Linked DNA regions of Homo sapiens: region 1 is linked to region 2. A link is a loop called in an ENCODE intact Hi-C map of the cell type or tissue named here. Cell type or tissue: psoas muscle. All regions are shown on one strand. Each heading gives the region's core, and the rest is flanking DNA. Links, peaks and the distances in the headings are about the cores only. Region 1 overlaps CLIC6 (chloride intracellular channel 6). Region 2 has its middle 65 kb from the start of LINC01436.

What was found. Peaks named below come from ENCODE experiments on the same cell type or tissue, not always from the same donor. Only the 100,000 strongest peaks of a DNase experiment are listed, where the experiment ranks them.
Region 1: a loop joins it to region 2, with 2.8 times the contacts of the local background. A loop is called at or near these places in 21 of 110 quality-filtered maps.

The regions. Positions count from the first base shown.
Region 1 is chr21:34,682,768-34,695,060 of GRCh38, forward strand. All of the region lies in intron 1 of CLIC6 (chloride intracellular channel 6), which reads left to right. Among named protein-coding and RNA genes, the nearest start is that of CLIC6, 20 kb to the left of the region's middle. RefSeq lists a silencer at 1,883-1,942. In psoas muscle, for the core only: no CTCF peak of the experiment used is centred there; a DNase peak (open chromatin) is centred at 5,634; H3K27ac peaks cover 850 bases.
Region 2 is chr21:35,933,834-35,946,126 of GRCh38, forward strand. No RefSeq gene overlaps it. Among named protein-coding and RNA genes, the nearest start is that of LINC01436, 65 kb to the right of the region's middle. In psoas muscle, for the core only: a CTCF peak has its summit at 6,692; no DNase peak of the experiment used is centred there; H3K4me3 peaks cover 413 bases.

The sequences.
Region 1 (12,293 bases), core at 3,482-7,481, 1.3 Mb before region 2:
ATCAGGTATTTCCAGTCCTACCCCTTTCCCTCCATTTTTTTTTTTTTTTTTTTTTTTTTTTTGAGACGGAGTCTCGCTGTGTCTCCCAGGTTGGAGTGCGGTGGCGCGATCTCGGCTCACTGCAAGCTCTGCCTCCCAGGTTCATGCCATTCTCCTGCCTCAGCCTCCCAAGTAGCTGGGACTACAGGCGCCCGCCAACACGCCCAGCTAATTTTTTGTATTTTTAGTAGAAACGGGGTTTCACCGTGTTAGCCAAGATGGTCTCGATCTCCTGACCTCGTGATCCGCCCGTCTCGGCCTCCCAAAGTGCTAGGATTACAGGCGTGAGCCACCGCGCCTGGCCCCCTTTCCCTCTATTTTTAATTAACAGGTACATTTTATCAAGTGTATGCCCTTTTAGAATGAAACTCCATGTGGCATGGTAAGAATCCCTTTTCAAAACAAAGTTTAAACTGTACAGACAGGAGGATCACTTCATGCCTATATCACCCCATCTTCAGATGTAAGATATATCGCTTTGATCTTTGCATAATATCTACTGAAATTTATTTGATTCCCATAAATCAAAACCATTGTGAAAATATCACCTGTGATGCAGTGATATAAAAATATTGCCTCTGAGGTTGTGTCTCTTGGCCAGATATTCTATTTGTGCTCCAGTCTGTTGAAAGAATTGACCAAAATTTATAGAGAATGAGGAGATCCAGAGAATTGTGGAGGACAATGAAGCCTACCTATAGCTTATGTTTACGGAGTGGGAGGGTGATATGGTTTGGCTCTTTGTCCCCACCCAAATCTCATCTCGAATTGTAATCTCCACATGTTGAGGGAGGGATGTGGTGGGAAGTGATTGGATGATGGAAGCAGTTTCCTCCATGTTGTTCTCATGATAGTGAGTGAGTTCTTATGAGATCTGATGGTTTAAAAGTGTGGCACTCTCCCCTATCCCCACCCTGCTGCCATGTAAGATGTGCCTTGCTTCCTCTTCACCTTCCACCATGATTGTAAGTTTCCTGAGGCCTCCCCAGCCATGTGGAACTGTGAGTCAATTAAACCTCTTTTCTTTATAAATTACCCAGTCTCTGGTAGTTTTTATAGTAGTGTGAAAGTGGACTAATACAGAGGGAGAACTGAAATGCTCAAATATCAAAGGTTGTTTGAAAAAATAATTTTGAAGCTTTTGTGGAAAACACAGACTCTGTTGACATATTCCAGATTTTTACTAGGTTTGTGGATTTTATCCCTCAACTCACTGTTTCTCTTCTTTTAATAGTATATGGCTGTTCACATAAAAATAAGTAGGGAGAAGTAAACGCTGCTTTTTTTTTTTTTGTCCTTCACACTACCAAGTGCTGTTTTGCACCCAAATGTATATTTTAAACAAATATTTATTGATTACCTGCCAAGTAGCAGACATTGTGCTTGGGGCTGGGGGTGTAACAGTGATTAGAACAAACACAGCCCCTGCTTTTCTGGAGAACTTCAGCCTAGACAGTGATCCAGAAAGAAACAACTACTATGCAACATGAGGAAGAGGACCACAGGAGATTGCTGGGCCGGGTGGGAAGAGCAGGCTGGCAGGCTGGGCAGTGACAACAGTCTAGGGGAAAGTTAGATTCTAGATCTCTGACCATGAGGCCTGGCCCCCTGCCATGTGCCTGTCTATTTGGAAGATGAATCAATTTATCCATCTATCTGCACAACAGATGGATGTATGAATGACAGCCATGTAGAAATAGCTACTCTGTCAGGTGGTCCATTTTTAATTATACATTTTGTAGAATGTAATTTTATATTACTATCCATAAGTTCTTTTCACCTAAGCCAGTGATGTCTCAGCAGCCAGATTGTGTTTACAGACCTTGACTTTGAGCACAGTAACTTTACAACTATTAAAGCTCTATGGCACATGAAAGATTATTTCCTTCTTCCTCTTTCTACGGTAGGAGACTACAGTGAGGAGTGTAAGTGAAGGCCAAAATGAGGGAGAGGAAAATAAATCACTGTAATTATAGTACACAAGCAAGGAGGACCTGGAAATGTGACCTAGGTCATTCCATGTCCCCTTTCTGCAGTTATTTCTTTAAGGAGCAGCCCTTATTTTTACAAAGGAGAGGCAACACAGTGCTGATGAAGTGGCTGTCAGTTTCAGGGCACCCTTTTGGTTTCCAGGTGTGAGAGTTCAAAACTGTCCTGGAGAAGCCAGGCAGTTGGGTCCTTTTCCATAAACCTAGATTTTGCCTTCCAGCTAGGGAGACTCTCCACTGGAGAGGGTACCTGGCTACTGAGAGAGAAGAAAGCCTGGACCCATTGTTCTCAAGGCTTTATGCTTTTATTTTCCTAGCTTTGGTGGGGTGGCAGGGTGGGGGGTGGTGTGTAGGATGCTGCAGTCCAGTAGGAAGAAGCTGATATGCACTCCAGCAATCCCCCAAGCGGTGACCCTGGTCCTCCTCTAGCCACCTGGGGACATGGGGATGATGAATCAAAGCAGAGATGAACAGAGGACACTGTTTTATTCCCTGGCTGGAACACACAGTGATATTCTGATGGGGTCCTTAGGGTGAAGGCCATATGGCCTGTCCAAGACGTCGGCACATCACAGCCATCATCTGCTTTGAAGGCCGCACAAACTAAAGGTGTTATTGGTCTGGAGATCCAGTGATACTCTTTCTCCCTAAATAAGAAAAATCAACACTTTTTTGGTGCCTTTGGTGTGAGAGCCTTGGAGGTGAGTTCAAAGAACCTTGGAAAGACTTAACTCTCTCCCCCAGCTTTGTTCTCTTTGTTTTAACTCCGGGTTGGATGTCTTCAACTCTCTTCCCATAAATGATCAAACTGGATGAAGTTTTAGGTTGCACTCGGCGGCTTCTCTGTGTCATGTAACTCTCCAAACAGAGAATCCAGTGCTTAAAGAAACACAGAGCTATTAACACATCAGACATGGAGGGGGACATTTTTTTGTTAGCTGCCCTTTTTACTAATATATTATAATGCTTTGAATCATAAATAACAGCAATAAAGCAAGAATGTTCTGTCACTCTCCAGGTATTGAGGCTCTGGCTAAGGGAAGTCCTGCACATATGTAGCTCCACCCATGGCTGAGTACAAAACAACAACTCCATTGCTTTTAGACACTACTAAGGTTTTCTTAACCCATTTATGCCTAGTATTCCATTATTGGACCGCTAAGCTTGTGGAAGTTATTTATATCCTACTGCTCAATGTCATCACCAAGGTCTGCTTTTTCACACAAAAAATTTGCAACCTCAGGCATAAATGGGTTAAGCCAGTTCAACTTAGTAAATAACTAAAATGCTCAAAGCATTTATTAATATGATTAAGAACATATGCTTTGGCCGGGCACGGTGGCTCACACCTGTAATCCCAGCACTTTGGGAGGCTGAGGTGGGCAGATCACGAGGTCAGGAGTTCAAGACCAGCCTGGCTAACATGGTGAAACCCTGTCTCTACTAAAAATACAAAGTTAGCAGGGCATGGTGGCACTCGCCTGTAGTCTCAGCTACTTGGGTGGCTGAGGCAGAAGAATCACTTGAACTCAAGAGGCAGAGGTTGCTGTGAGCTGAGATCACGCCACTGCGCTCCAGCCTGGGTGACAGAGTGAGACTCTGTGTCAAACAAAACAAAACAAAAACCCAAAACCAAAAACATATGCTTTGAGCATTTTGGCACAGCCTGGAATCATATAGTGTGGTGGATTAAAGATGGCTGCCATTTCTTTAATACTCCTATTAAGAAGTGAGGTTTGATTCTCCTCCCTCTGAATCTGGCCTGACCTTAGTGACTACTTCGTAACCAGCAGAATATAGTGGACGTGATGCTGGGTGATTTTTGTCCTGCAAGACTGTGTGGCTTCTGCCTTATTCACTGACCATCCTGAGGTCACCATGCTGGAGGGGCTACCTGTGGGTGCTCCATTTGACAATCCTAGCTGAGCCCAGCCTTCCAGCCATCTATGCAAGATGATGGGCATGTGTGTGAAGCTGTCTTGGCCCCCTCAGACCAGCCCATCCGCAAGACACTGGGCACATGTGTGAAGCTGTCTTGGCCCCCTCAGACCAGACCATCCACAAGACACTGGGCATGTGTATGAAACTGTCTTGGCCCCTCAGAGCAGCCCATCTGCCAGCTGAACACTGCTGAGTAACCTTCGTCAGTGCCACACGGAACAGAAGGATCGCCCAGGCAAACCTCGCTCAAATCCTTCACTCACAAAATCATGAGATACTATAAACCAGGTACTCTAGGCTGATAAATTGTGGGTAATTTGTTACGTGGCAATTGGTGACTGGGATATGCCATGACTGATGTCTCCTCTAAGCTAGTGAAATCTGAGTGGGTGAAAAGACAGGGCCAGATGGGAGGTGTGGAGTAACAGTTGAAAGCAATTCTAAAGGGGAGGGGGCAATCAGAGGAAAGGAAGGAGGCTCCATGCAGCCAGTTCTTCCATTTGGTGCCTGCATTTTTTCCCTTTTGAGTCACTGTAGGGATTGGACTACTCTGTCATTCAAGAACCTAAACCACCGGGATATATAAAAACAGGCTGCAATATTAAGCAGGCTTTCTAGAACAAGATGTTCCTTTGTTGCAATAATTCCTTGTGAGAATTTCACAAGGAAATAAGCTTTTCATCTCCATGTAAAAGCTTCAGTTGGTATCAGGCCATATTATTAAATATGGATTAAAAATAGCCCCGGAGTTTTTAAAGCATAATTCATATATAAGAATAGATGGCAAATACCAGTTTGTTTGCTCAAGGACTTCTTATGCCTTGATTCCACCTGCTGTTACAATGAACACTAACATAATTAAGCCTTTTGCTAGAATTGAAAGCTAGGAGCAATGTGGTTCAGTAATTAATCAATGTGAGTCGAGGGTAGTCACCCACTTAATCCATTGAATAATAAATTAATTGTTACAACAGCTGAAAAGAAAAAATACTATACATACTTAGGAATATGTTTAGGATTAGTAGTTTTTTTTAAATGTTTACACCTATGTTTGAAAGTGTTAAGATCTAAAATATATTTCTTAGCATCTAAATGTAGGAGTGAATAAAGTTAATTTCTAAGTTTTAATGAAGAGTGAGAAGTCTGTTTTAAGGGAAAGCCTAGCTCCTTTTATGGCCTGGAATGAGGAATCTGGCAATAAATTTTACTGATAATTACAGACAACGAGCATTGGGATGGAGCTGTCCGCTCCACTGGGGGTATGCAGTGTAAAGTATTGGTTGAGCATGCAAACAAAGTCAGTCTAGAAAGTGTGGACTTTTATTTATTTACAAAAAAAAATTTCTTTTCTAAAATAGGCCTTGCTGCAATGATGATACATGTTTCCTTTATAGACTTACAAGAAGTGTGATGCCTACTATTTGTGTCATAGTTTGAGCTGGTATAATAACAATGGACAATACTAGCAAAGATGTGAAAACGAGGGGACACAATAGTCTTTCCCCTCAATTCTCATCAGTGTGGCCGCCCCCCACCATTGGTTTGACTCTTATTCGGCTCGGAGCCTTATTTCTGCTGCTGGGTTTTGCTGGCTGTTGCTGTCCTCGCTGTCTATTTTTTCTCCCCACTAGAGCGCAGGCGAGGGAAGACAAAAGACGGAGAACGACGGTTCACCCGGGTGGTCTCCTCTGCGGCTGGCGTTCCCCTGGCCTTACAGAGAGGCTAAGAAGCAGAGACGCCTTACAGATAGTCTGCATAGACGCCCTGTATGGCCCATCTGCTCTGCCCTTGTCCCTTTCATTGTACGATGGCTTGACGCCTGCTCCACCTCAGGTAGCTCCATCTTGCGCCTAACCAAGAGGTGGGGGATAAGACCAGCGAGGGTCTCTAGTTTGCTAATATAGACTGTAGAGGAAGAAGGGAGAAGAAGGTGACTGAGCTGAGAAAGGCTTGGGCAGAGGGTGCAGGGAGACAGCTGAGCGGACCTCAGTGGTGGGTCTCATGACTGGGATGCAATGAGACTGATTTTCCTCCTTCTCTAAGGGAGACTTGACTTGTTTCTAAGGGGAAACAGAAATTCCAGAATTTGAGCTGAAGTAGCAAATTCTGATGGCCGCAATGTCAAAATTTCCCCCAAAGAAGCCTGCTTGTATTCTATGACTCCTTCGAAGGTGTCCAAGTCCCTTCTAGAAATTGTGAAATAGGTTTGGCGTGGTGGTGTGAGCCACTTGTCCAGCCAGGATCTTCCTTTCTAATCTCTCAGGGCACCTTTGTGAAGCTGCTCTCAGTGTGGGGTGAGGGAATGAGGTGGGCCAGCTCTCTCGCAGTTCAAAGAGAGAGCAAAGGGCTCCTTCTTTATTCTTCCCTTGCCTGAGGAGGACCCTGCCCACACCTGCATCTTTGAAGCCAACAGCCCTCTTGTTTCTTCCTCATGAACTGCAGTTCCAGATGCAGGGAGAGGGTGGAGCAGAGAAGGAGATGGATTTCTGGGCAATGCACCTCCCCTTTGGTTTTCCACACCTCCAGCAGTCGTGGTGAGACCCACTCTTAGGAAGACGTTGTCAGTGCTCAGCACAACCCCACAGGTGCGTGTTGACATTGGAGAAGCCCAGGTGAACTGGTGTTCGAAGGTACTTGGATGAAGAATGATGTTTTTCCTTTGGGGATTGGGAGGTGCGTGCAGAACAACACCAGAGATGGCTTCCACGGTCTGTGTTTCAAACCACGTGCCTTGTATCTCACTACCATTCGGAGTATTATTGTTTATTATTATGTCTTGCTCATTCTCATTGCAAGTCCACTTTCTTATATAGAAGGTGCTCTAACAAGTGTCTCGTTTGGTGAGTTAAGGGATCTGAAGCTTTTTTTTTTTTTCCTGAGAATCTTCTGGGGCTGGATGGACTTGGTGTCCACTGATACTGCTTGACACAGCTCCAGGGGCACTAAACTCCCCAGTGCAGGCTGGAATACAAATGCGCCCTGAGACGCTGTGCAATGTCAGGCTGGGGCCTTCTCTGGGGACTGCGGCTGCTGAAGATTTTTCTTTTCAATCCACTTTCTTAGGTTTGGCAGAAGCTTTCGGACAACTCCATGTCTTTGTTGGCTCTCTGATGTTTCCTTGAACGCTTTATCATTTTTGATTCACCCCAACACAGCGTGAAATTATGCTTCTTGCTCCACACTGTCTTATCCAAACAGATTCTTCTCTTTTCCTTTTAGGAGCCATTCTGACTCTAGCTCTCTAGTCTTGAGGCTAGACAAGTTTCTTCTCCTTTATTCTTGGAAAAGACTTTCATTATTTTCTGAGTCTGTTTCCCATAGTTGGATCACAGGAACTTGTTTGGAGCTTCCGGCAGGAATGTCCAGACCCTTGTATATTCCCTGACAAAGGACAGACCTCTTGATGGGTGAGGGTGGGGTGAGTGGGGATCTTTCTCTGGTCCGGCTCACAGCTCAGAGAGGGTGAGGGCACAGCGCTGCCTGGATATCCAGCGGTGCAGGATCAGCCTCGAGGCCAGTGCTGTCACCCCACAGCACAGCCAAGTTATCATCACATGACATTTTCTTCTCGAAATAGACAAGCACATATCTTTCCCTATTTAATTGCCTGCTGGTACCTTATTGTAAAATATTTGCAAGTTATTCTCTGTAGAGAATATATTTTATCGCCTCCTTTTCGAATTCCAGTTTTCTAAAGCCTCACTTTCCTTTATCCCTTAACACAGGACTGAAATATGGCAGTTTCTTAAGTCACTGGACTTGCCTAGATTGGATTTAGCGTAACACATGAGCTTATTTGGAAAATGCCAGCCTCTCCTTTGTGTGGTGTAGGTGTGTTTGTTCATCTGCAGGTGGCAGATGAAGTGACTCATTACCCTGACACTGGGTTGCTGTGTTCGCCATATGATTCGCAGCCAGTTAGGGACATTGGTTTCCTGGTCACTGAGCACAACTGCCCCCTTTGAAAACAGGAGCCTTTGAATATCTGCTCCTCAACTGCTTTATGGACAATTACATGAAGCTGATTTCAGCCTGGGTCAGGGTTAGTGAATCCTGAAATAGTGTGGGTGCCCCCTCCTTTTCTTTTCCCCAGGGTGAGGGTGGGAAAGGAGTTATAATACATGTCAAAAAAAAAAAAAAAAAAAAGCATGTGGCACAGAAAAGAATTCCTTATAATAAAGCCCAGACTTGGCCAGTCAGGCTGGTGTTTCTCCCTGTTTGGAGAGCAGCTGATCCCCTTTGGTCTTGGGCCACGGCCTTCCTCTCGTGTGGGTCAAACCAGGCCATATAGTTGTAGTCACTCACAGTGGAAAATGGGGGAAGGTAAAGTTTCCAGATAATTCCATAATGTCTGAGGTATCCTAAAGCTCTCTCTCTAAATTGCTAACTTCTACAGGGAGGTATTGTATGTCTTTGCTCACTGACATAGAACTTTCAAGGTTAGCAAATAAATTTTCCATGAACTAGGAACCCTTTAACTTGTAAAGATTCAGAGACTACAAGGAAATGCAAAACTGGAATCTAACAGTTAAAACTGGAGAAGTCACTCCTCTGAACATATTGATAGTTCTAATAAAATGTTGTGATTTCCCTAAATGCCACACTTTTTTTTTGATTCTGACCCTGATTTCCCTTCTCTTGAAGCTTAAAGCCAAGTTTTCTGATTTAATACATAATATGATTTTTATGCACTCCTGGTTGATTCTTTTGTCTGCTTTCACCAATGCAAAATGTCAGGCTGGCTTAAGTGTAAAGCTTGTGAAACCCGAAGTTTTGGTTTAGTAATACAGGCTTTCCTTTCAATCTCTGTGGCCAGGAAAAAAAAAAAGGGAGTGTCGGGGAAAACTAGCAGGTTGATACAGATGAGGTTTCTTAAACATGAGGATATAGGGCAAGGTTTACCAAATTTGCATTTAAATGAAAAATACCATCCCACTCTACCATTGATCTGGTGTTTGGTCCTACAGCACATTGTGCAATTGCCTTGCTCCTTTACAAGCAATTTTGTTTGTGCTGAGAGCCGTTCATTTGCGTGCTTTTTTTGTTGAAATTGTTCCATTAAGGAAGGCAACTGCAGGAGAAACTGATGATGTAATTGACTACAGGTGGCTCTTGTTCTTTTTGCCCTTTAAAATGAAGCAAAACTTTTCAATGAACGTGTCATCCATGAGATCTATTGAGAACTTTAATTTAGCAATCCAAATCTTCTTAGTATTTTAGGTTGCTATTTTTTTCAGTATTCCAGGTGACTTAATTTTAACATTTGAATACTAGGATACTTTATGGTAACAATGACCAGCTGTAGTCACTAAGACAGTTTCTCAAAACTGCCTCAAACTTTTTAGAAAGAGATCTGACAAGCATGTCTTTACAAAATGTAATTTATTAAGACAAGAGTGCTCATTTAGCTTTGCCACTTCTTCAGCCACCTCTGAGAAGGTGTCACCGTTGAGAAGGTATAGAAAAGTTATGAAAACGAACACCTTCACTTTGTGTATAAGGAAATGGACAGATAGTGTCAACTCATGGGGAGGTTAGAGGTCACTGGAGCTGGTGCCCCCTTTTAGTTTGGCCTGAGGGAAGATGACCACATATGTAGCTTGACGGACTGTGGCTTTTTTCTAGACAATCCTCTGTGATTCAGACTTTCATGAAAGGCTGGTGGGGGCATTTGTAGATAGGTGGATTCTCCCAGATCTCGCAAATCATACCACATAGATGATCACCTGCTTTCTACCTGACTGCAAAGCCTCTGATTTCTGGAGTCTTTTAAAAGGAAGTGTTCTAAAATCTATATTGGCTCTAAACCTGATCTCATAATAATTCCCTTAAGAACCCTTAAGATATTTCTGTTTACTCACTAGTTTCAGTGTAAACAAAAAGTACTATACAATTCCCAGCTCCCAGCTGCAGAGAAGTTTCATATATTGGTCATTGAAACTGACCTGAGTATGTTTGAAGGACTGGACTTTTTTCATTGTTAATAGATTGCTCTAGGCCTTTGGCCTCTTTAAAACTTAAAAACATTATAAGGAAAGAGGAAGAGAAGGCAGGTGCCTCCCCGGACCCCCACCTCCAGGGAGCTGTGCATTTCTAAAGAACTTTGCAGAAGAGCTGGGGAATTCTGAACCAGTTGAGAAAGCTGAGTCTGAACACTTTTAGAGATAATTAGAATTTCTTTTTCTTGGTCTGCTCTGCCAGCATATGGGGTGACCCTACTCTCCCACCACTGGACTTCCTCCCCAGCCCCACCCCTTGTTCTTTAATGAGAGTCGAGAAATAATTTACCAATCGTAAATTGCTGTTTTCCTAACATAAGGCAAAGTATGCACCATCTAGCTGCTGACCTCAAATCAAGATGCATTTTTAAAAGCACACTGTTCAGGTCCTAATTCTGTTTGAGGTGCCTAGACAAAAAGACATTGCCTTCTTCCGGTGATTCTTTTGTGAAGTCTAGGAGGTCTGTCAGGGGTTAGAAAGACCAGCTTGTCCTAGTTTTTCCAGGACTTTCCTGGTTTTAAAACTGAAAATCCTGTGTAGCAGGGAATCACTGAGTCCCAGGGAAATCTAGATGGTTTAGTCCCCCACTAGGGGCTAAAAACTAACTTGTAGCATTTTCCCACAAAACCTAATTAGGAATGGAGACCGTAAAAGGGAAAGTGATAAATGAGTGCATCTCTTGACCACTAGGGGGCACCAATGGCCTCCAGAAGTTGTTTCCCTACCTTGACGTTTGAGGGTAGGTTCTAAAAACCATAGTAAGGAACCAAGATTTAAAAAGGCAAAATGTCATGGGTAGTCCCTTCATCCTCTTGTGGTGATGATCCAGGTCTGTGCCCTGTTAGATTTTTGGCTAGAGGGACCTCAAATCACTCTTGCCAAGTTGAAAAATTGGCGAAAAATAACCATGTGAAGCCAAATAGAAAGTTCCATTTGGAGCTTGTCCATTAGAAGCTGTGGCCCCAAAGGTGATGTGAAGGAACAAGCAGGCCTGCCCACAGTTCAGGTCGAAACAGTTACTATAGTTCACAAGTCGACGTAGAGGAGTTGTGGTCTTGCCTTGTGACAGGGTTTGGATCTGTGTCCCTGCCCAAATCTGACAGCGAATTGTGATCCCCAGTGCTGGAGGAGGGGCCTGATGGCGGGTGATTGGATCATGGAGAGAACTCCCCCCTTGCTGTTCTCTTCATAATGAGTTCTTATGAGATCTGTTGTTGTTGTTGTTGTTGTTGTTGTTTTCTTTTTTTTTTTTTTTTTGACGGAGTCTTGCTCTGTCGCCCAGGCTGGAGTGCAGTGGCACGATCTCGGCTCACTGCAAGCTCCGCCTCCTGGGTTCACGTCATTCTCCTGCCTCAGCCTCCCAAGTAGCTGGGGACTACAGCACCACCACGCCTGGTTAATTTTTTTTTTTTTTTTTGTATTTTTAGTAGAGGCGGGGTTTCACTGTGTTAGCCAGGATGGTCTTCATCTCATTACCTCATGATCCTCCTGCCTCAGCCTCCGAAAGTGTTGGGATTATAGGCGTGAGCCATCGCGCCCGGCCAAGATCTGGTTATTTTTTTGTTTCTCTTTTTTATTTTTGAGACAGGGTCTCGCTCTGTTGCCCAGGCTGAAGTGCGGTAGTAGAGCAGTGTGATCTCAGCTCACTGCCGCCTTGACCTCCTGGGCTCAAGCAATCCTCCAGTCTCAGCTTCCCAAGTAGCTGAGACCACAAGTGCATGCCACCATGCCCAGCTATTTTTTGTTTGTATTTTTTTGTAGTGACAAGTTTTCACCATGTTGCCCAGGCTGAAATCTGGTTGTTTAAAACTGTGTGGCACCTCCTCCTTTGCTCTCTTCCTCCTTCTCCAGCCATGTAGGATGTGCCTGCTTCCCCTTCACCTTCTGCCATGATTGTAAGTTTCCTGAGGCCTCCCCAGCCATGCTTCCTGTACAGCCTGCAGAGCCATGAGCCAATTAAACATCTTTTCTTTATAAATTACCCCATCTCAGGTAGTTCTGTGTAGCAATGTGAGAATGGACTAATACACCTTGGTTGTTAGAGGTTTGGTGCAGGGATTCTCACTTTTTCTCCATGGCATCCATGGCCATCATGCAAGTCTTTGGAAAATGAGCAGAGTGGCTCTATGCAGGAAGTTTCTGAAATAGGCTAAGTACTACCTGCTTCAGGGTTTCCTCCCTCTGCAAGTTGATGAGTAGTTGACCTGCTGAACTGTGCTGGGGAAAAGTTGAGGATTCCCATGTGGAAATTCAGCTGTATTCATTTTCTATCATTGCCATAACAAATTACACCACAAGCTTGGTGGCTTTGAATAACTCCAATTT
Region 2 (12,293 bases), core at 4,748-8,747:
GGCAATAGATAATTTAGCTCAAAATCATGTTGGGAGAGGGTTGACCAGTTCTTGGACCCAGGGATCTTGAGAGAAAGAGTAGATGAGCCCAAATGTCCTCAGTAGGCACTTGAGGTAAGGAGCCAAGAGCTGACTTAGAAGGAGAAGGAAGGAGGACCCACAGGAATAATAAAGCAAGAAGGAGAGCACTTAAATACACCACATGTCTTCAAATTCGCAGGCCCTAGGGATTTGTAACTTGTTACAAAGTTATTTCTGAAGGCTAGAAAAATGTACAGAAAACATATGCTGCTTCAAAAGTGGGAGTGGAGAGAGTGGGAGAAAGGGATGACCTGCTTCTGTGAATAAATGTTCCTATTGTAATTCCTTAACTGGCAAAGTACTTTTGTGTAAATGATACTTTGTAAACCCATAGGCAGAAACCTAGCTGAGAAATAATCAGCACAAATAGGCAGAGTACAAATGCGTATTTATGCAACTTTCTCGGTTTTTTATTTCTTAAAAAAAAGCACTAAACTTCACATTTACAGAAGAATGAAAGGCGTGTCATTTGTTTTAATTTTTTAAGATGTTGATTTAATCTAATCAAGATTTTGGTGCAAGTGGAATCAACTACCTTAGGAAGGCAGATAGAATTAGAGTCTTGATGTGCAACTCAAATCTAGATGTTTCCTCCTGACTTTCCCCCAGCTCAGCCTCCTCATCCAACTGCCATTGGACCCTCCACCTTCCCAGACTGAACTCAGTACTTCCCCTTCCTTCACTCTATCTCCTCTTCCATTTTCATCTCTCCTTCTCCTCTCAACCCTCTTGCACTCTTTCCTAGACCTCAGTTAATGAAGTCGGCATCCATCCAACCTCCAACGCAAGCAATATTTTGAAAAACCCCTGCTTGAAATAAATGTCACTTCCTTCACTTATAGAATAAAATCCAAACTCTCCCAGCATCATAGAGAAAAGTTCTTCACATATAAGTGCCCATCTACCTTTCAAACCTGTCTCCGCTCCTTACCCTATGCTCCCAACACACCCAATTATCCTCCAAGCCCCCAAATCCAATCACATTCCCTTCATCTGGGGTGCCCTCCAGGTCTTTGCCCGGGGAAATGCTATCCACTCCAAGACTCAGCTGAAACACCACCTCTCTGTGAAGACATCCCTAACTCCCCAGGCATAGTCTGTACATCTCTCTTTTATCCCTCTATCGCCTTGGGTTAATATAATAGTGTTTCCCCTGTTTCTGGTAATTGATCTGTTTTTAAGACTCTCTTCCTGAGTGGAAAGCAAGAAGATATTGCCTTCATCTTTGCATGTGAGCACTAAGCACCTTGGTCACCTTACCTAAAGGGAACACGCTTCCTGCTATGTTTTTCTCCCTAGCGCTACCATATACTTGCTTGTTTACTTGTTTATTACCTGTCTCCCTCCACTGGACTATGAACTACATGAAAGCAGGTATTTTTGTCTATTCTGCTCTCCTCTGTAGCATCAATGCCCTGAATAATGCCTGGCACATGATAGGCACTTAATACATATTTGCATGAACGTGGATCCAAAATGACTTAGAACAGTGTCTAACACATTCAACATACAAGTACCTCCTACTCCCTAGAATTTTTCTCAGTATTCCTCCAATTCTCCCTCCACCTCCTCTGCATTCCTACCATGACTACATGAGGTTCCACAATACTTGGCATTTCATCCATTAATGTATTTTAATCTTGTCTTTCTAAGGAGATTATAAAAATCCCAAGGACAGGTGCCACGTCTTTTAAGAAAGTCAATGTTAAGTATAACTCATGCTAGGCACTTCCATGCTTATTGGATCACTTAAGTTTTTTTCCCAAACATCCTGCAAAATTATTTTAGTATTCCAGGTTGACAAATAAACTAACAGAGGTGCAGATCTACCTAAATTCACATGGCCTTTAAGTAGCTATTCAAATCGGTTTTGACTCTAACTTTTATGTTCTTTCCAGTACTTCACACCGCATCTGTTAATTTAGCTCTGGCTGGGTGCAGTGGCTCACGCCTGTAATCCCAGCACTCTGGGAGGACAAGGTGGGTGGATCACTTGAGGTCAAGAGTTTGAGACCAGCCTGGCCAACATGGTGAAACCCTGTCTCTACTAAAGATACATAAATTACCTGGGTGTGGTAGTGGGGGCCTGTAATCCCAGCTACTCGGAAGGCTGAGGCAGGAGAATTGCTTGAACCTGGGAGGCATAGGTTGCAGTGAGCCAAGGTCACACCACTGCACTCCGGCCTGGACAACGTGAGTGAAACTCTCAAGGAAAAAAAAAAAAAAAAAAGCTCTGTTAGGGATTGAATTGTGTCCCTGCAAAATTTATATGTTGAAGCCCTAACCCACAATATGACTGTTAGATAAGGCCTTTAAGGAGATAATGTTAACCTTTTAACAAGGTTACATGAAGTCATAGGGTGGGCCCCTGATCCAATAGGACTAATGTCTTTGCAAGAAGAGAAAGAGACACCAGGAATGTGTGTGTACAAAGAAAAGGCAGCCACCTGAGAGCCACAGGGAGAGGCCCCAGAAGAAACCAGCCCTGTCAACACTGTGATTTTGGACTTCTAAACTCCAGAACTGTGAAAAAATAAATGTCTGTCGTTTAACCACCCAGTCTGTGATATTCTGTTAGGACAACCCTAGAAGACTAATGCAAGCCCATTGTTAAATTTTTCCAAAGCTATAGAAAAGCCAAAAGGAGAAAAACAATCACCCACAAACTCATCATCCAAAAGCAATCACTATTAACATTTATTCTATGATCTGGTCTTCTTTAACTTTGCATATTTTTAAATAATTGTAATTAGACTGGAAATACAAATTGGTTACACCAGCTTTTCAATTAATATTCTTAAGTTTGTGTACCATTTTAAAATTAATATTATAATGATATGACAATTACTATTTATCCATAAGGAGAAACTTTTTCACGTATTTTTCAAAATGTTTTCCCTTGTGAAAAGAAGAAAAAAACTTTTCCCTTGTGAATTGTCTATTCTTTGCCTACTCACTATTTCCTTGCACATTATATAAAGAATATTCTTTTTTATCCATTTTTTGGAATGATTTTCTATGCTGTTTCTCAATTATCTCACCCAGTAAGTACCTACCATTGTGCTGAATACAAAATTAGTGTGACCCAATATTGATGATCAATCATTAAAAATCATTCACCCAACCGAATGATCAAGGTTAACATCAGCGGTATGAAGTCATGTTGACATCACATGCACCTGCCATGAGGCAATGAAAAGGGCACTTCATCTTCATGGTATTCTTCCCAGAAACCCAAAACCCTGGTCTAATCACAAGAAAACATCAGACACATGCAAATGGGGAACATTCTACAAAATGTCTAACCAGTCCTCTTGAGAAATGTCAAGGTCGTAAAAAACAACAAAAGACTGAGAATCTGTCACAGATTGGAGAAGACTAAGGGGCTGTAATGACTAAATGCAGCATCGTATCCTGGATTAGATTCTGGAAAAGAAAAAAAGTCATTAGTAGAAAAACAAATCAGAATAAAGTCTATCGTCTAATTAATAGTATTGTATCAATGTTGAGTTCTTACTTTTTATAAATATGCCACTGTTATGTAAGAGGTTAACATTAAGGAAAACAGGTGAAGAGTATACAAAAAGCTCTCTGTACTGCCTTTGCAACTCTTCCATAAATCTAAAATGATTTCGACATTAAAAGGTGGGTTTTGTTTTTAATGATTCACTCTGGATGCATAACTAGTGGCATTTCACAGACAATCGCACCTTTATCCAACACAACCTTAACCCTTTCATCAACAACCTTAAATTACAAAATAAAAGAAGTATTTATTGAGTTCATAATAAATTAGAAGATAGCTAAGACCCAGAAACAGAGATTACGTATTGAGTGTGAGTTTGCTGAGCTAAAAAGGAGATTGACAACAACAAAATTAGGTCCATATGACAGGTCAAAATCATGCTCTCTAAGCAGAAAAAGTGGACCACACAAACTAAAGACAAGTTCCCCCAAGGTGGCATGGTATGTTGGAAATATCCTGGTTCTGAAATTGAGTCACACAACTGCCAATTTCCTGTTGGTTAGGAACCTTAGGAAAGTAAATAATCTTCCAGAGTCTTGGTTTCTTCAAATTTAAAACTGAAGTGGTAAGGTTTATTTTATGAAACTGTGGAGTAGGGGGTCAATCAACTTTTTCTGCGAGTTAGGAAATATTTTTAGGCTTTGTAGATCAGACGGTCTATGTCCCAGCCATGTAACTCTGGTGCTATAGCTCAGAAGAAGCCACAGACAACGTGTGAACATGCGGCCTGGGCCTTAAAGAAGAAAGTAGCTGGGGAGTAAGTAGAAAAAGGAAGAAATTAATAGCTTCCATATGCCACAGAATTCACCCAATGCCATAGCTGGGATCATGCAGGAGGAGCACTGTGGTCAGAGATCTCTATTTCCAAATGTGAATATTGTTCACAGAAAGGATATGCTATCAGCACTTTGGGAACATGACAGCTGTAACATGTGTTTGCTGTGTTATTTAAAAATATTTAGCACAACCATAGAAGACAATACAAATAAATAAGAAGGATGAAACTCAAAGGATATATTACTTAACCGTAATGGCTAATTTTATGTGTCAACTTGACTGGGCCAGAAGGTGCCCAGACATTTGGTTAAACATTACCCTGGGTGTTTCCATGAAGGTGTTTTTGGAGGAGTTTAACACTGAACTTAGTAGACTAAGTAAAGCAGATTTCCCTCCCTCATGTAGGCGGGCCTCATCCCATCAGTCAATGCCCTGAATAGACAAAAAGACCAACCCTCTCCCAAGGAAGAGAGGACTCCTCCTGCCTGACAGCCTTTAAACTATTGTCTTCAATGTTGAATAGAAACATTGGCTTTTCCTTTCTCAATGGCATGGTCACAGACACACTTTCAAACCACTACATTGTGATTCTTTTATTAGAATGGGAATAAAATGTGTCCTTCCTGGTGAAAGAACATAGTTACAAGGGCCATGCCAAAAACACTTCCTTGAGATCCCCAATTGCAAATCAGGTAAACCTCACATGTGTCACCTGCATTAAACCCACCAGTGATTGGAGGAGAGTGTCACAGTGAGCAATGGATGTCTTTAGAAACACACAGGCGGCCTCTCACGGATGTCTCCAAGTGATAGAAGATGCTATAAATATACACGAGGGTATGAAAAAGCAGCCTTTGCTGACAGAAACCCTCAGGGTTAAGCTGTCAGAAAATAAATGATACTGGTATAAGGCAAGGAGAACTTGTTTGCAAAACAGAACAACCTGAGTTTTCCACCTCTGACATGGACTTATCTAAAAAGATGCTACATGAGAAATACTTCCGAGAATTCTGATAGTATCCTAATTTCAGAGACCCTTGATCCAGCCATGAGTTTATAACCAGAAGGGTGAAGAACTCTTCCTGAGAAAGGTTGCATTTTGCTTCTATGTCAAGAAGCCATTCGTCCTCCCTTTAATTCCAATTACAGAAATTCATGCTAAGAAATGAAACAGAGATGTGAGAACAATGCATCTGTAACAGTGTTTATTTCAGCATCATTTCTGAAAGAAAATTTGAAACAATATCTAAGTGTCCATTGATAGAGAAATGATTAAATATTAATATTAAATGATTAAATATGATTAAAAATGCAGCATAGGCAAAAGGTAGAATAGTATGTTGCTGTCAAAAATCAGTTTTTGAAGAGTAATGATCTGGAATACAGTATGTTCATTACATAATATAACGTTAAAAGGAGGATGTAAAGTTATACATTCAACATGATTTCAGTTTGATCTCTAAAATGGTAAGAATTCTTGTTTTCATAATACTTTTCTGTATTTTCCAAATTTTCTACAATGGAAATCCATGACTTTTATAATCAGGGGGAAAATTATTATTCAAAGAAATGGATTTGTCCCAAAGAAAACTCCCCCTTTTCAGTGACAGTATGGTTCCAATAGCCCAGCACATGGATAAGAGAAGTGACTACAATAAAGATTACCATGATCCCAACCTCTAAAACATTCTCTCTCCGTGCCTCCTCAGCAAGGTATCCTCCTGCTAAAGGCAGTGTCTACACCCGTAGGGGGAATACTATTACAGACACTCTAGAGAACCAGGCCAACAGTGACTTTTCAGTTACATTGACGGCTCAAAGTTTGACCACAAAGCAGCATTAGCAGAGTGGGTTCTGTCTATTCAACAACAGATGATCCTGCCTCCCAATTATCACAGATAAGCCATTCAGCAAATGCACCATCAACCCAAACAATACTTGCAGGGTTCTAGCACTCTGTGCGATGAGTATTCAGGCGAACGGCTAAAGTTCGTGTCTGGCTAATTTTAAAATGTGCTGACTATAAAATTTTCCCAGTATTGCCAGTATAGGGAAGAGCACCTCTCTAATTAAAACAGCTCCTCTGTTCTCTGTTTCTTCTTTCAATGACTTAACATTACCATCGCCAGCTTTGTCTTAGGTGTACAACAGTCTAGAGTACTTGTAACTGATGCCCAGTGAAAGGGCAAAACTGAGCCGTTCAAATGCTTCACAGCCTGAGCGGTTGTGTCTGCGTGCATTAATGAGCATGCATAGTAATGGAGATTTAGCGTGGATACAGAGGGACATCTAGTGACCAGCTAAGTAAAAAACACAGTGCAGCCTGCAAACTACATGGAGGCGGCCATGGATCCTTCACCTAAAGTTGTGCTTTATTTGATGAATAAGTATTGAACATCTATTATGTCCAAGGCACTGCACTAAATTTAGGGGTTACAAAGAACAAGACAAAAATCCTTCCATGAGAGACAGGATTTTCCATAATTTAAAGCTGATGGAAAAACATCTCCTTAAGTAATGAGTAATTTTTCTGTTGTCTCTATTTATGAAAGGCAAAACGAAATTTCACACTCAAAAGAGAACATCCCTCAAAGGAAACCCAAATTATTTGCTTTCCTATTGTAAGATAATTTTCCAAAAGCACTAGAAATAAAGTAATATTCTATGTCAGCAATTCCAAACTTGCAATACATGCAACAAGTTTTTTCTTTGATTTGTGTAACAATTTCCCATATTTCTTCCCGAACCCAAAGGGATGAGTATTATAGAACAGTGCTCTCAAAATAAATTAAAACAAACTTAGCCCTGATAATTTTAGAAATTAACTTTATCCTACTCTTTAAGTTAATCAGTCCCAACATTAGGCTCACAAACTAACCAAAAGTAAATACAAAACTGGAAAATGCTGAATTCAAGCCCCAAAACTACTATCAAAGACACGAAAGCAGGAACTTTTCTCACCTAACATCCAAAGGAATCTGTGTGTGTGTGTGTGTGTGTGTGTGGTGTGTGTGTGTGTTTTAATCCTTTACTCCCCACCACCACTAAAAAAATATTAATATGTGAAAGTTTTGGAATGTATTTTATTTTGAATATCATAATGTTTTGCATACATAAAATGGCACATTGCAAACCACACTATCATGCACTTCTTTTCTGTTATAAGAGGAGGAAAACAATTAAATATTGCTGTACATGGAGCACGTCAAGAAGTTTGTGAGCAATCCTAGAGAGGGTCGAGTGCCTTTCTTCTGGGAAGAGCCAGTGACAACCCAAATCACCGGGTCATGTAAGACCCATGAAAGTAAAAGCAACTCAACTCAGAGTTTATTTTATTTGAGGTTTTTGGTGAATAAGAAATACAGGATATTGCCGTTATCTTCAAAGTGAAGACTAAGCAACATTAAATTATTCAGTAAACGCAGTAAGTAAAAATAAGCTCCAGTTCTACCTTATATACATTTCAGAAAAAGACGCTATGATGAGGGTGGTAATCAGGATAAAACAGAGACCATGAGACCAACGTGGACCTTACCATGAGCCACATGCCCTGAAGGTAGACTGGCTATCTTTGGGAAAATCTCAACTCTTCAGATTAAAAGGGTGAATGAATATTTCCAGGATTTTTAAATTAAATGTGTTTAGCTATGGCCATTGATGCCTTTTTGTCCTCATTCATTTTCTTCCCAACCTTTAGGGTTACTCCTGCAGCCCTCTCTAAGCTGCATTGGCCTCTCTCACCCCAGCAGCCCTGTAGCAAACCCCACAGTCCCATGCTGGCCAGAGGAAGGCAAGGGGGCTCAGCCCATAAAACTTCATGACTGTCTCAGCTCTGCCTCTTTCCTTCTGGCCTTTTCTATAGTCATGGCTCTCAAATAGCTCACCTGTCACCATCTCCTTCCGACAGTGTCTTCCAGATGGCTTTGAATACCAGTACCAGGCCAGGCTGAGCCCACAAAGGGCACCAACCAGATAGGCCACTGAGATGGGGCCGGGGTCAGACCTATTGGATCCATGCATGCTGTATACACATTGGTGTGCACACACACACACAGCATGAGCAAGCACGAACACACACACCCCAACTTACCTCCTCATTACACATTATACGCCTGCATGCACACACATACACCCCTACTTACTTACTTCCTCATTATACATCACACATCTGCACACACACACAACCACTACTTACTTCCTCATTACACATCATACACCTGCGTGCACACACACACAAACTTACCTCATTACACATCACACATTTGCACACACACACATCCCTACTTACCTCATTACACATCACACATTTGCACACATACACATCCCTACTTACCTCCTCATTACACATATCTGCACACACACACACACACCACTACTTACCTCATTACACGTCACACATCTGCACACACACACTTACCTCCTCATTACACATCATACATCTGCACATACACACACACCACTACTTACCTCCTCATTACACATCACACATCTGCACACACACACACACCTTCCCACATACTTCCTCATTACACATCATACACACACACACATCCCTACCTGTGTACCTCATTACACATCATATATCTACACACTCACACACACACAGCCTTTGATAAGAAGAATTGTATGAAATAAATGAACAACTGGTGGCCACTGTCATTAAACCAAGCTTGCTCACCCCTGATTTCAACAGTGTCGGCTCCCCAGAAAGGAGGCCAGGTCAATGCTGCCGTGTCAGCAGAAAGGACAGTGTGCTTCCAGATGAAAAATACCCAGAGAAATTACAAAGACAGTTATGGTGATTAATCAAATTGGAAGACTTAGAATTTACCTTCAAACAGGATTTCTCTCATGCCTCTATTCACAACAGCATAAGAACGTACACATCGGGACAGAACAGTGGCCCAGCAAGACCTCCATCCAGACAGCTCCAGCCTGTCCTCTTGTCACAGGCCCCAGCAAGGATCTCGTGCCACTCCTCCCCACCTCTCCTGGGTCTGCACCCAGTGCTCTGTCATCCTGGTAGACTGTAGTTGGGGTGGCCATCACCCCATTGGCCAGGACAATCCCAGTTACTCCTATTGCCCTGGCATAATTGTTATTAGCACTCTCTTTTTATTCTGAAGAGCTTTGGTCTGGATAATATGTTACATAGCAATTTACCTGTCGGAATGTTTTCTCCACCAACACACCTTTCTTAACTGTTCAGTTGCAGCGTCAGTGTAAGCACGGGACGCAGATCCTTGCATAGCCCCGTGATTATATGTTGGCCCTGTCCGTGGTTCCCAGAGGTCATTGTGGACACCTTGTAGGCCATGTACTTGTTGTCCAAGGTAAATGGATCACACGTGCCTTCTGCCTTTTACCTTCCACCTTCAATCATGTTGAACTCGAATCTGCATCAGATACACAGGTGAGTGAATACTCAACAAGAGAGAAGAACTCTAATGTATTGAAGCCTATTAATGGATCCATAATAAAAATAATTATCTGTAAGGTTAAGGAAGATATTCAGCTACTCAGTAGTAAGTAATCACTGAAACCTTTTAGAGAAGCTCAATTCAAAATTCAAATGGGGTGAAATCCATGAACCTCTTTATTTACTCTTAATACTAGTAAATGTAGAGAAGGTGGCAAAGCATAGTTCACATGAATTATTAGAACTGACATTCAAGTGTAAATAAGCCTTTTATTTATAAATGTCATCAGTATTCTGTTCAAGTGTGTCATGAACCTGTCACCTCATGACAGACACTCAGCAAGTGTTTGTTGGCTCATTTATTCGCAGAACAAAACCATTTCTCAGGCTGCATCTGCAGGCAGCATCGCAGGTGGTGATGAGGTCAGGTGGGGATCAGACACGCCTCTCTTAAAGCCTGGCTCTGCCTTATTAGCTCTTGACTTTGAACAGTCCCTTCACCTCTCTGAGTTTGTTTCCTGCCTTTGAGTAGGGATCATAGCAACCAATCCCCTAGCATCATTATAGTACCGCGTTTAAAGTCCTTATCACAGTGCCCGGCACTGAGAAAGCTTTCAATCTTTATTTTTACCTAAAAAATTCATATTGTGCTTATTATGTGCCAGGCCCTGTTCTAAGCGCTTAGCATATATCAATTCATTTCATCCTGTTAACGACCCCATCGTATAATTTTCTTTTTGAGACAGAGTCTCATTCTGTTGCCCAGGCTGGAGTGCAGTGGCATAATCTCAGCTCACTGCAACCTCTGCCTCCTGGGTTCACACGATTCTCCTGCCTCAGCCTCCTGAGTAGCTGGGATTACAGGTGCATGCCACCATACTCAGATAATTTTTGTATTTTTAGTAGAGAGAGGGTTTCACCATGTTGGCCAGGCTGGTCTCGAACTCCCAGCCTCAGGAGATCCACCCACCTCAGCCTCCCAAAGTGCTAGGATTACAGGCATAAGACATTGTGCCTGGCCAACCCCATGATATAAATATAGATATTAGTATTGTTCCCATTCTACAGATGCAGAGCTGACACATACAGAGGGTAAGTCCCTGTTCAGAGTCCCACAGCTGGTTACCACCCAGTTAGCCTGGCTCCAGACTCTACTCTCTTCATGCTGCACTAGGCTGCCACTATGGTTTGAACGTGTTCCCTCCAAAATTCAGGTGTTGAAAGTTAACAGCCAGTAAAATGATATTTGGAGGTGGGGGCCTTTAAGAGGTGATTAAGCCATAAGAACCCCTTTTTCATGAATGAGTTTAAGGCCCCGGAGGCTTCACACAGCAGTGTTTGTAACTTGCTCTTCTACCTTCCACCAAGTGAGGACACAACTTCCCTCCCCAACAGAGAGTGCAGCCCTCACCAGACAATCCAACCCACCAGTGCCTTGATCTCGGACTTCCCAGCCTCTAGAACTGTGAGGAAATAAATTGCCATTCTTCATAAATTGCCCAGTCTCGGGCACTCTGTTTTAGCAGTACAACATGGACTAAGATAGCTGCTATTCCATTTTTCAACATTGCTGGAGCCCACATGGAGAATTAACTAGAGCTCATGGAGGCCGAAAGCCCAGGAGCTGAGTGAGAAGCTCCACAGGTGGTGTCTTGGCACAGACTTGAGCGGTACAGTTACTGCTACCATGACCCCCAGCAAGCTGATCCATAGAGATAACCAGCAGCCAGCTCATTCCATCTTAAACCCAGATGGATCCTGAATTATCTTCTATTACTTAAAAAAAAGAAAAAACTTATCTTCATTTTCCCTTTTGCACTGATACGAACAGACGTGGAGAGAAGATGCATCCAACAGTACCATATCTCCAGATAAAGAAGCAATGCTGAATCATTCCTTCAAAGTGAAAGTGTTTCAAAGAACCTGCTGCTTAATTCAACCTTTACTTCAGAGATACACTGAGTGGAAAATCATAATTTAGTGATAGCTTGAAGGACTTCCTGAACTCACTAGGGTACGAGTAGGTGGGGGATGGGGGTCTGTTACGGGTTTGTGTCCCCTCAAAAAATACATGCTGGCATTCTAACTTCTAGCACTTAATTTGAAATAGGATCTTTATGGAGTAATCAAGTTAAAATGATGTCATTAGTGTCGGTTCTAATCCAATACTACTGCTGTCCTTACAAAAAAGGGGAAAATTGGACACAGAAACAGACACACATAGAGGGAAGATAATTTGAAAAGACACAGGGGCCAGTTGCAGTGGCTCACACTTGTAATCCCAACACTTTGGGAGGCCAAAGCAGGAGGATTGCTTGAGCCTAGGAGTTCAAGACCAGCCTGGGCTACATAGGGAGACCCCCATCTCTACAATATATTAAAAAATCAGCTGGGTATGGTGGCGCGTGCCTGTGGCCCCAGCTACTCAGGAGGCTGAGGCAGGAGGATCACTTAAGCCCATGAGGTCAAGGCTGCAGTGAGCCATGTTCA